Linked DNA regions of Homo sapiens: region 2 is linked to region 1. The links are chromatin contacts, found by Hi-C or POLR2A ChIA-PET in ENCODE. All regions are on one chromosome and are shown on one strand. The core of a region is the stretch at or near the end of the contact, and the rest is flanking DNA. Distances in the headings are between cores, read along the strand shown.

The links. Hi-C counts contacts between places; a loop is a spot of excess contacts on that map. ChIA-PET counts read pairs that join two places held with the same protein, here RNA polymerase II (POLR2A). Pooled maps may share reads with other maps.
Region 2: a pooled map shows a loop between it and region 1 (3-fold over the local background). The contact joins the promoter of AOAH-IT1 here to the enhancer-like site in region 1. A Hi-C loop is called at or near these places in 3 of 50 pooled maps. POLR2A ChIA-PET finds 5 or more read pairs at or near these places in 2 of 52 experiments (RWPE1 and activated T-cell).

Annotation. Positions count from the first base shown.
Region 1 is chr7:36,687,986-36,694,268 of GRCh38, reverse strand. The region is part of intron 1 of AOAH (acyloxyacyl hydrolase); the gene reads left to right. Among named protein-coding and RNA genes, the nearest start is that of AOAH, 33 kb to the left of the region's middle. Within about 2 kb of position 3,253, at least 2 of the 41 ENCODE cell types and tissues checked have a DNase peak (open chromatin) inside an H3K27ac peak, as active enhancers do.
Region 2 is chr7:36,597,781-36,604,063 of GRCh38, reverse strand. AOAH-IT1 (AOAH intronic transcript 1) reads left to right here and starts at 3,944. Exons shown (of 3, transcript NR_046764.1): 1 at 3,944-4,321; 2 at 5,758-5,903; 3 at 6,182-6,230. The region is part of intron 11 of AOAH (acyloxyacyl hydrolase); the gene reads left to right.

The sequences.
Region 1 (6,283 bases), core at 2,004-4,503:
CGCCTCAGCCTCCCAAAGCACTGGGATTACAGTCGTGAGCCACCACACCTGGCCCTGAGTGCATTAGGCTTTCACAGGGTCTTGCTAAGTAAAATAGTAACTGCGATAAATTTTTTTGCATACTCCCCCCACAAAAAAATGAGAAAGTAAAAGATGATTGATTTAACGTATTTTTATAAGTCAGGTAGTATCTAGTTCTTTGCTTCCAGTAAAATGGAAGGGGAACTTAATGAAATTGTCAGTTTATAGACCATTTAAAATAATGTTCAATGATAGTTCACTCCAACATGTTTGGCATTTACCTCAGAAGAAGTTCAAAGAATTCTGTGACATTGCTATATCAAAGGTCCTTCAATTCTGATCTATTTATTCAAGTAAACATGTTTCTCAGTACTTACGTGTTTAACAATGAAAAAGAGGAACAAAAGTGATGCTGAACTTTGTCACTTTACATGAATAAGTGGTATTTCTCAACAGACATAGGTACCAATTAAAAAGTCTCAAAAATGTCATTAAGAGGTGCAATTCCAATAACATTTTACCTTTATCGCCTAATAATAGTTTATCAAATTGGCAATCTGTTGCTTAGATAAGCTAATTTTACTAACAAAGAAAGCTCAATCCAGACTCCAAACTTGAAGTATCACAGGAAATTAAAATTTTTAAGTTTTATACACGTTTTTAGTATTGAGATCAATACTAATACTTTATTGATCAATAGTGTGATCAAAAAAATAATTTCAACTATAAAAATACATTAAATTTGGATAAAATTCTGTGGTTGAAGAAGAATTCAAGGAGGTGGGCTTTTCAATTCAAGAAGAGGAATTATCAATGCAAAATTAATCAGTGTGAAATAAGATTAAAGTCTCATTTTTAAGTGGATGAGACTAGGTAGAAGTCACTATAGTATTTAGATACCTTTGGATACACATAGAAGGTTACTGTAACAGTTCCACTGTAATATTTACAGTCTGTCCAAATTTATATCTTTTGTAACTAGATAGATATCCATTAATAATTTCTTGATATCCATTAAAATGTGTAAGTTTGTAGTTTTTCAAATTTATTTTAGAAGATACAGAGCAAAACATTGAAAACCATTAGTTCACAGTCTGCACTCTAGACTACTTCTTGAAGCCTATAGTCTGTAGTATGGCCTTCAAGGTGCTTCACAATCTAGCCCCTTCCTACCTCTCTCACTCTTCCATTCCCACTGACTCTGAATTTTAGCCTTGGCCAACTCTTCTATTTCTTACCTCCAATTCTTAAAAAATCCTACACTTTTTTAAGAGTAGGAAAGCTTTTTCTCCTTTTTCTGATGAATGAGTTCCTCCTATCCCTTAAGACTCAGCTCCTCTGAGAGGCTATCACTGAGAGATTACACCAGTGTGTCCCCAAAGCACTACCAGGTTCCTCTATCACAATACTTACGGGTTTCTGGGATTGTTTATTTAGATATCAGTTTGCCCCACCTGTCTGTGACTTCTTTTATTCATATGTGTCTCTTCAAGCTTCTGGGCACATAGTACGTGCTGAAAAGTACACGTTGAATAAATGACAGGATGAATGTGTCCTGACATCTTCACTTTCATTTTTAGTATATTTCTAAATCAGCTAAACCAGTCACCTTATGTCTCTTAACACAGCCTGCTCATTTCTTCTCACGCCTTGCTTGGGCTTTGCTCACTTATCAATGCCCTAAGCCTTTGTTTTCACCACTAATTGCCCAAAACAGTGCCTCTCTGGTTGACAATGTTCTTGGCAACGTTGGCAATTTTGAACCCACTGAGCATTTTCTCATAAAAAAAAAATGTTTCAAGTAGTAGTTAGGTTAGGCCACAGAGTCTAATCTACTCAAATGTAATGAAAACACTAGTTGTCTGCAATAAAAGAAGATTCAGCCCTATGAAAGTAAAAATGTTGTTGATAATGCAACATATTTTTCAAAGATGAGCTTCTGTGCCTTTATTTTTCAAAGAGTTCGTGGAGAAGATGTGTCTTCCCTGTGGTGGCCTTAGTAGACGGGAGAGGAACTAATGTTTGCTAAATGCCTGCTCCATGCCAGGCACCATGTGCATTTTATGTGTGGTATCACGTAAGCCTCATGACACTTTTGCCAGATGTACAGATAGCCTTTGCTGTATTACAAACCACCCCACACTTACACAACCATCATTTATGAGCCCAAGATATTCTGTGAGCTGGGCACAGTTGGATAATTCTTCAGTTGGTCTCCTGGGGCTCACTCCTGCAGCTGCGCTCAGCTGGTAGATGATGAAATGGCAGGGACAGGGTGATCTGGAATGATCTAGGTGATCTGCTGGCTGAAGCACCTCGGTTTTCCGTCATGGGGCCTTTCCAGCAGGTTGGCTCAGGCTCACAGCTGCAGTGTCAAAGAGGGCAAAAGTGGAAGCTGAAAAGCTGTTGGAGGACTCAGTTACAATCTGACACACTGTCCCTTCCTTCACATACTGGTCAAAGCAAGTCACAAGGCCAGATTCAAAGGGCTGGGATATAGACACCATCACTTCATGGGAGGAAGTGCAAAAACTATGTGGCTGTTTCCAATATACCAAACAAGGGGCATTGTTATTCCATTCCATGGGTGCCAAAATCCTACCAAATGCACCAATTCATAAGTAATAGAAGGGGTATTTGAGTCCAGGTCTCTCTGACCTCCCAATTCTTCTACTCTCTACTATACCAGAGCACCTTAGGTAGCCTTCCTTTTCCTCCTTTCCATTCTCTTTCTCCTCCTTTGTCTCTCTCTATCCATGTCCAGACTCTAAGATGAGGAAGCAGAAGAAAGAAAGGGTAAGGTGCAATGAGATTCACACCGGCGTTGTGTGCCATGCTCTCTGAGTAACTAGCATCTTAGGGAAACAAGGCCAGCAGTAAGATACATTTTAGGTGATTATTTTTACACCTTTCTTTCTTCTTTTCTTTTCACCAAATATTGTGTTCAAGTCTCAATTTCCCCTGTTACTAGCTGTATACTTGGCAAGGTACTTATCCACTCAGCCTCCATGTGCTCATCTGTAAAATGAGAGTAATAATTCGTAGATCTATGAGTTGTTGTGAAGTTTGAATGAGATAATAATATATGCAAAAAACATTTTGAAAACCGTAAGGTACACTCTAGCAATGTGATGAATTATTCATGCTTCTACTCAGGGTCAAAAAGGAAGTATAGTCATGCTGACTGTGGCTCTGACAACTGCCAGGTGCTTTCAAGGCTTTTCAGCAAAGTGTGGGTTTCAGACAAATGGGAAATCTAATAGACCACTCTCTGCAGTTGGCTGTATTTCCAGCCAGCACAGATATGATTATAATTAGAGTTTCAAGAGCCTGTTTCACATCAAAAGGATTCCTTGGCCCAGTCTGCAGTCTACCTGAGGTATGTGGCCAGATGTGATCCCTCTGGCAGCTGTTTTTATTCGGGCCCATTTGCTTCTTTTCCTGTGCTACCAGGAGTGTCTGTTTCTATTGTACTCATTATTTTCAGATACCAGGTGAGAAGAGATTTTCCATATGTGAGATTTCAGATGGTGACCACTGAGCAAAATGCATAGCTCTCGCCCCCTCTTCTCACTTCCTAAATGAACAGCAACTCTGACAAATTCACTTTAACAGAGCCAGGTCTTTTATTAGCAGCCAGAGAATAGTCTGTAATGGGAGGAATTACTCTGCCCGTGCATCTCTCCCAGGAAAAACATTCGTTAGCCTGTCAAGGAAGCGAAACCTCTTATTAGAAACTGTAGAAAAGTCAGTTTCTCCATTTTTGCTGCTAAAGGATTCAGAACACATCTCACTGCACACCTGAAATTAACAATTCAACTGGAAGGGGAGGTGAGCCCACTGGAGACAGGCGGAGATGGCTGAATGAGCAGGACTCCAGATCAGAGCTGAGCCCAACCTGGGTGTTCATGATTTCAAACCCCATTATGGCCTTTCCTGCAGGGTCCTTTTGATCATCATAACTCTTCACTGGGCAAAGTGACGATAGCGGTAAGACTCACCCAGTGTTCAGAGACAGATAATTTTTTTTGCTTCTTTTTATCTAGCTAATGATTTTCCAATTTTAGCCAGCAGTGCTGAGAAGCCACAACTGTCATAAGAGTCCTTGATGGGATTTCTCTGAGTGAAATTCAGAAGAAAAGCCCATATGTGTAAGTACAAAGAAGCAGGCTGGTTTCAAGCTGCCCCATTCGCTTTGCATTTATCCTTCTAAGCCACGGATTAAAACAAATGCTAATGATGGAGTTGAATTTTCAGGGAAAGGAAACAGCATCCAAGGTTTATGATCACTGGGGTCATAGGAATGGAGACTCCTCAAGGACGAATTCCAAGGAAAGGTCACCTTATGCCCTACGATCACCCACTATTCCTGCTGCACCAAACTATTGTTGGTTTTCAATTCTTGCATCTCATCAAGTCTATTATGCCATTGATTGCAAGAATATTATTTTAGGTATTAGTGAGAAAAGTTGCTGCTAATTAAAGTGAGAAACATATGGAGAAATATACCAGGCTGTTTCAGGCCACCGAGTCTTTTTTCTCTCTTGGGAGTGCCTCTTCTCTCACCAGCTCTTCTCCTGCCTGTTATGGTCTCTCCAAAATCACATCTTCCCTAGCTTTTGACTGGTATTTACCATCCAGTTCATGTGATTTTTGGAAGTTCATTGTGAGCTTCCTGTGAACAAAGATCATATTCTATTCACCAGGGGCCCATCAAAGCCGTGGGAGGACACAATGCTCCAGCACTTCTGCCCCTTCAGCCACTTGAGGATGCAGCAGAAGGTGCCATCTATGAAGGAGAGAGCAAGCCCTCACCAGACACCAAATCAGCTGGCGCCTTGATTTTAAATTTCCCAGCCTCCAAAACTATGAGAAATGAATTTCTATTATTAGAAATTACACAGTCTCAGGTATTTTGTTATAGCTGCATGAACAGACTAACATACAACCCAGTCTCCACCATATTCTTCCTTGATTGTGAGCAGCAGCACATCATGACCACTTGCTATAGAAGCTGCTGTTTGGCTCTAGAGAGGACACTGGTTGTTTCATGCCAGAATAAGGAGTGGAGCCATGTCCACAAGTGGAGACTGGAACAGAGAGGAAGCAACTTGGGTGAGATGACTGAGCTGGGAAGCAACTAAAGGTGCATCCATTAGCCCTTTGCTAGGGAGCCCCCAGCAACCAACCACTGCAGTGCAACTTATGTGGCTCTTCACTTGAGGCCAGGAGTTCGAGACCAACCTGGCCAACATAGCAAGACCTCATCTCATATATATCTATATACACATACATATGTGTGTGTATGTATATATACATCTATATGTACATACACATATACATGTGTATATACACACAAGTATACCCATATACATGTGTATAGATACACATATACATATACACATATATATATGTATATATACACATAAATATATGTGTGTGTGTGTGTATATATATATACTCAAAGTCTCTTGCCTTTATTCTCCAACCCAGGCACTGTGCCAGGAATTCAGAGTTAGAGATGGTAAGACCCCATTCCTGCCCTTAAGGAACATATGGTCTAACTCTAAACTCTTAGAAATAAATTTTCAGAAAGGTAGGTACCTTGTTCAAAGTCACACCATTTGTAAGTGGCTGGTCCAGTACTTGAACTCAAGTTTATGTCAAAGCCTCTCTCTCTTCAACTACACCATACTGCACCCTCTTATCACAGCAATATAATTACTTATCATTATTTTTTAGTTGTAGTTATTAAAATTTATTTAGCTCTCTAATAATTTATTTATTATCAGAGACATAAACTAGGGTGTAAAAGTACATTATTAATGCCAAAAATATTTACTTGTATTAAATGTATTGGATATATTCATAATAAAAGTGAAATTGGTTATCTCTGTCTGGGTGGGTTGAGTGATGTTTATTATCTTTTCTTATACTGTTCTGTATTTTGTAAAATTTAAAAAATAAGGTTGCATTGTGTTTATATTTTTTGAAAAGTTATTTTTTAAATAAAACAAATATATATGAAAATGCAAGACCATAAAGTGCTGATAAGCGTCAGCTACTAAATTAATTGCAATGTAATGAAATCCTCGAGTGCCATGCATTAGGTTAGAAACACAGCCAATCAACCTTGATAATTAATGGTGATCAATGCATCCTTAAGTAGGTACTCTCAGAGCCCAGGAAGACCGTGGTAATCCAGATTTCACTGTCAGAGATGTGGTGAACCTTTCTCTTTGTCCAGAGAGAGGGGACAGAA
Region 2 (6,283 bases), core at 2,695-5,194, 91 kb after region 1:
CCATTTACGAAGCAGAGGCCTTCACCAGACCCAAATTTGCCAGCACCTTGATCTTGAACTTCCCAGTCTCCATGAACAGTGAACAATAAATTTCTGTTGTTTATAAATTACACTATAAGGTATCTTGCTATAGCAGAATATAGACAGAGAAAATATAGCAGAATATGGACTATAGCAGGAAATGGACTAAGACAATACTGAAATGACTCTGCTATTATATGTATTTTATAGATAAAGAAACTGAGACTTAGCAAGTTTAGCTAACTGACAAAAGGTTAAACATGGAGCCCAGATACAAACTAAGTCTGTTGGATCCTAGAGTAGAGGTCAGAAAACTATGGCCCTTGGGTCAGACACTGCCCTCCCTGCTTTTGTAAACTAAGTTTCATTGGAACACAGCGATGCCCGTTCACTTACATATTGTCTATGACAACAGCAGAACTGAGCAGTCACAACAGAGACCAAACGGCCTGCAAACCTGAAATATTTACTGTCTATTCCTTTACAGAAAAAGTTTGCCAGCCTCTGCCCTAGTGCTAGAGGGTTAGGTGCAGTCAGCTAGGCATGCACAAGCTACCATGAGACCTAGAAGAGGACACCTAAGAGAGAAAGGCCGGGGCAGGCGAGGAAGGCTCTGAGAGGAAGTCCAGATGTAACCAACCCTTGTCTGTTGATTAGCAACTGAGCAGTCAAGACAGTGGAGCTGGAGGAAGAGCTTGTGGTGAGACCTGGAGGTCTGCGGGGATAGGGGTAGGTTCAGGGGACCCAGATTGTTGACGGGGGTGGGAGAGGAGGGCTGTCAGGAGAGGTTGGGGACATGGAGGTTCCTTGTGGTGGAGGATGACATTGAATAGCTACAGTAGCCTGCAGATTAGGGTTTCCCTACATGGCCAGTCATTGCAGTCAGGTAGGGCACTTATTCAAAATGAGATACTAGGGCCCCACCACAAACCTACCCAATCAGGATCTGTACTTTAAAGAAGCTCCCTGTGAGATTCTGGGAAACACTACTGAAGATGTAGGAAGAGAGTGAGGAAGCAGGGCCCCTGGCCAGAGGTTGCTGCAGTCACCCAGGGCCAGCAGATGTGTATGCCCAGAGGGGTGGAATGGCAAGGTTTTGGGACAGCCTCTTGGTATAAAGTGAAAGAGCGGAGAGAAAGAAAATGAGATCATCATTTATGATCACGGTCATGGGGAACAAGAGCCCAGGTCAGTCCTGGTGAGCAGGTGGCCCCAGTGAGGTCTTCTCCACTTTCCCCTCTGTAACTTGACCTTGGACTTCTTCTGGTATCAAATTCCAGTTATTACCCCCAAAAAAGAAAAACTACCCACATCCCAGACAAATTGCAGTCTGGCTGTTGTAGAAATGACTAAACTTTTACAGAATCAAAGGTATCAGAAGAGTCAGCTTTGAGGACGTGTACCTCTTCGTGCTCATTTCAGGCCCTTGGAGGAATTTTTTTTTTTCTGTTTGTGGAAGAATTTGTTTCAATGGCCTTAGAAAAGAATTGATTTGTGGTTATCTCTGCATATGAGGAGGATATTTTATACTCTTGTTTTCTTGCTTTTATGTATCTAAAAAAAAGTTCAATCACCCTAGGGGATGAAAAAAAAAAAAAACAATGGAAGGAAGGGAATTCAGTAGAAAGAGTTTAACTGTACAATGCGTTCTCATTTGGTATGCGGCAGTGAGAGAAATGCATCCCTCGACTCATTCATTGAATAAATAAATCATAGGGTTAGAGCTTAAGTAATAAATAATAGAAAAGGAAAAGAAAGAAACTAAGAGGAGCTGACAAGGTAAAAATAAATAAATAAAAAGAGCTGCATTCAAGCAAAATGATGAAACATGGAGTGTTATTTGCCATTTTGTCCTCTTTGTATTTACTTGTCATATTTTGCTAGAATTTTTTATTTGATTGTTTATTCACTGCCCCCATAAGCTTTTGTACTGGCAGAGGGTCAAAGAGGAAAGGCTCTACTTTTTCCCTGAAAGTGACTTATTTCGCTGAAGTTGAATGTGCATCGAATAAGCATCGTACCAGGTGCTGAGTAGTTATTGCTACTGATCTGCTGGTGTGTAGTACATTTTAAGTCACTAAATTTGGGGATTACCTGTTACATGAAAATGTGTAACTGTAATACTTGGTGTTTGTTGGTCTCCTTTGGATATGATATGATGAATTTAGCCCTGAGGTTTTGCATGCGGTGTTAGCAATACTGGAACTATTTCCCCCTGGCCCCTCTGTGCTTGGTTCTCTCTTCCTAGCCTTCCAGGACTCACACGTTAGATAAGACTTCCTTCAAGACTCCTTTCTTGAAAGCCCCACATGTGGGGCAGATGTCCCTTCTATGTGCTGACACAGTACTCTGGACTGCCCTTAATGCTACTAACATTTATTGAGCTCTTACAAGTCTAAACGTCATGCATAGATTATCTTTTTTAATTCTCTCAACCACCCAATGAGATAGGTACTATTATTAAGCTATTTTTATTGGTAATGAAACTGAAGCACAGAAGGATTAAGGAAAGACTTCCAGGTTACCCAGATGGGAAGTGTTTATTGTCTGTGCTCCTCTAGACGGTGAGTCCCATGAAGAAGGAGCCCACAGCTGCCTGGTATGGAGTCCAACAGAGTGCCCAGCACAGTCTGGTGCCTGATGTTTCTCTCTCTCTCCCTCCCCTTCCCCCCTCTCCCTCCCTCTTTTCCTCTGTGTGCCTCTGTGTGTATAATGAATCATAGGGCCACAGGGACTTTCCCTCAATATGAGACTCATCTCACACACGGGAGATTATAAGGTTTACAAATCAAATGCACAGAGTTAAATTACTTTCTTGAAGTTGTCTATATTAAAGCCTTAGTTTATGAGAACTGTGCTACCTAATCTAGTTAAGCCTGAGATGACAGAGGCAGAAACCAGATGATATATCCTCTCTCTATTCTCCCAGAACTTCCTCTGCCAGACCCCACTGGAAGGCAGACCTCCAGAGCAGTGGTGTGCGCCATCTCCCGGGGGCCTTTCCCCTGGGTATGTCAGGCCAGACAGGCCCTGGGTGCAGAAGAGTAGGGTGTGTGGGGGTTTCTGTGTAGGGTCACATATGGTTTCAGTATTTTTCCCCAAAATATTCATTCTGCACTCTTCATAAATTAGACACGGTCTCCATACAAGAGAAAGAGAGAAGGAAAAGATGGCGGCAGCTCTCAAATCATCTGTGGACTTCAGAACTTTTCACCCAAAGCAGTATCTGGGAGACTGCCCCCTAAACAGGCAACCAGGAAGCCTCACGTTCAAGGACTATCTAGCCCAGCTTGGCCCATTTTGTGATTTTATGGGATTTGGCAGCTTGGGGGCAAAGCAAGGACCAGATACAAGTGGGCTATGGGAAGCTGAGGATGGTGCTGACCCGGCCTGCTCTACACCTCTCCCTTTCTTGTTCCACCAGAACCTGGGCTCAAATCCCAGCCCTACTATTTACCAGATCTATGACCTTGGCAAGTCATCCCAAGCAGTGGTGTGCGCCGTCTCCCGGGGGCCTTTCCCCGGGATATGTCAGGCCAGACATATCTGAGTTCAGACCAGAGCAGTCCTGGGCCCTGCGCTGCCTTGCATAAGGGATTCTTTCAACAACAGAAAACACAGAAGTCCTCCAGGGGCCTGAATCAACAAGGGAAGGTGCTCATCATAAGAGGGGCCCTCCCAGAGCCTCTCACTGGGTTAAGGGTTGGTCATTTAATTTGCTGCTGTTTGTCTGAGGTGTGAATACTTGTTCTTTATTAGAGGGAATATCCAATCTGATACATGGTAGTTGCTCTAAAGTGTTTGTAGAAGGGAGAGAGGGAGGAGAGGAGGGAGGAAGGCTGCCTCACAGAGTTGTGTAATTGAATTGAACAATTTGTGCAAGTTTTTCCTGTCTCAGTGCCTGGCACATAAGGGGAACCCCGCATTAGTTCTCTTCCCCACTCTCGCTTAATGCAAGTTATCTGGGAAACAGCACATCCAAGCATCATGAGTAGGTTAGACATTTATTTGTAGGACAGATTCATGCAGCAGAGGCTACAGAAATGGGAGTCTGGCAGGAAAGTGTGTGTGAAAGCCAAGGAAGGCTCTGAAAGTTGCATAATGTGGTGCTCCCACAAGAAAGGCACTAAGGTAATGGGAGCGGTGGGGACCTGAGCAGATGGGAGGCAGTGTGGTGGCACGGTGGGACTGAGAGGCAGAAAGCAGGAGGAACCCTGCTTACCTTCTGCAAGCGCCACTGCAGGACAGACGGAGGAGGAGCCAACTAGCGGAACTGGGAGACCCATGGTTCCAACGCTAAGCAGGTAGCCCTTGTCTTTGATTCCCGGGCCTTGAAACTCTCCAGCGTTATTAAAAATACCAACCCAAGAGCTATTTTCTTTTTTTGGTAAAGTAACAATCCCCCATCTGCTTTGAGACTTTAATTCTGGGGAATGGATAAAACAATGCTTATTTAACTGGTGATGACATTTTTTATCTTTTTCCAACAGCAGTTACTTAGATTCCTCCAAGTGACTTTGTACTGTTTGAAAATAATCCATTCAGGTCTAATGCAGGTACATGTAATAGAAAAGGGAATATACTGTGTAGATTGTCCACAGCAGTGCAGGATGGAGAGAGCCCAAATGTAAACAGTGAAGGAAAGGCACTGAGGATACTCCCTGCTTTGCTGGAAGACTGGCAGAATCAGATGAATGAGGGATTGGTGTCATTACTCTCTTTCTCCCACACAACAAAGCTTTAAGAACATCAATTGCTTGCTGACATTAGGGCTTAAAATATTACCAAATTCGAATTATTGTATTTACTAAATATCCATCAAAAATGGGAACCAGTGGGCTTTCTCGATGCATGGAAATACACACACACATACCCACACACAGGGAAACGTTAAATGAAACTATTACACAAAATAGTAAACATGTGCCAACTATGCTGTAAAAATAAATATCTATCATTGATAAAGGTCAGAAGAAATTTTGAAGCAATGCGGTAGTGATCTAACACTCACTAGGTTGCTCACGCTCTTTAAGTTTGGAAAATTTTTCTTGGTAAATATTCAGTCTTTTTCACATATGTACATTTAAGGTACATTTAAAACGAGTTTCCTAAGAACATAAATGCTCAAGAGGAATAAGCAGGAGTTGATGAGGAAAATCTTAATTTGCATTCCTCCTGCCTCAAATGCCTGAAGTATCTTGGATATAATGTTGCGTGAATAAGGCTTTTAGTGTTTAATGTGATAGGACTTAAACATTCTCTTTTTGCTAGGGTCTATAAAACATTTGCTATTAATAGCCACTACTTTTCATTTTTATCTACCAAATTTACTAAGGAAAAAAAATATGCCAAGGCTTCTATTAGTGTGCTCAAACCTTTTCTATTATCTGGCAAATAAATGTCACTCCTCTTAAACCTGGGACAGTTCACTTGGAAAGGGACACTAGGTGGTCTGCCCTAAACATGATGCTTCACATAGTAGGGCTCTGACTTGTCAACCTGCTTCTGACTGTGTCTTTTGGTCTTCCTCACAGTTTTGCTGAAGTAAATAAGGTGATATTTCTATAGTCATTGGAGATACTGAAACTGAAATACATCTTCCCCAAGTTTGCACACTAATAACAGTAAAGCCTTGGCTTAACACCAGAAGTGAAGTCTAAAACATTCAACCAGGAAAGCACAGGTTTGCTATATTTTGAAGTTCATCGAGTGACCTGGTCTGCCTGGGCCTTCCAGGGCTCCCGCTGAGGAATACAAACTCACCCTGGCCCCAGTTGTGATTCAGCACCAGCCACTGTCCACTCCAGCTGAAATCCTAATGGGGATGATTCCAAGACTAACTAGTTTCTGAGATATCAGCAAGGATTCCAGGAATCTCCCAGGTAGCTGAGTCCCATTTCTTCAGATTAATCCACAGAGAACTGAGCTTGGAGAGTGTTAGCAACATGGAGATCCCACTTCCCAAGACAGGATTGCCTGCCGTTTTCCCACCTACCCTACCCCTCCTCTCGACATCCCCTCTTCCGCCACTGAAGACAAGAAGTTCATCACCCACCCCTGACCGAGAATGAGGGTTGCCGGGGGTATGGAACTTATTTCCAGTGGTGTCAGATCCAATCATGGAGTTTTCTTGATTTGTGTTTCTTCTTTGTATTTGTAGAGCCAGACGCAGAAGACAGATCATCCGATTTCTAGAGCAAAGCCCTTTCTCTACTTTGCTGGCACACTTCAGAATTATTTACCCCTCCCTTAGTGTGCCAGG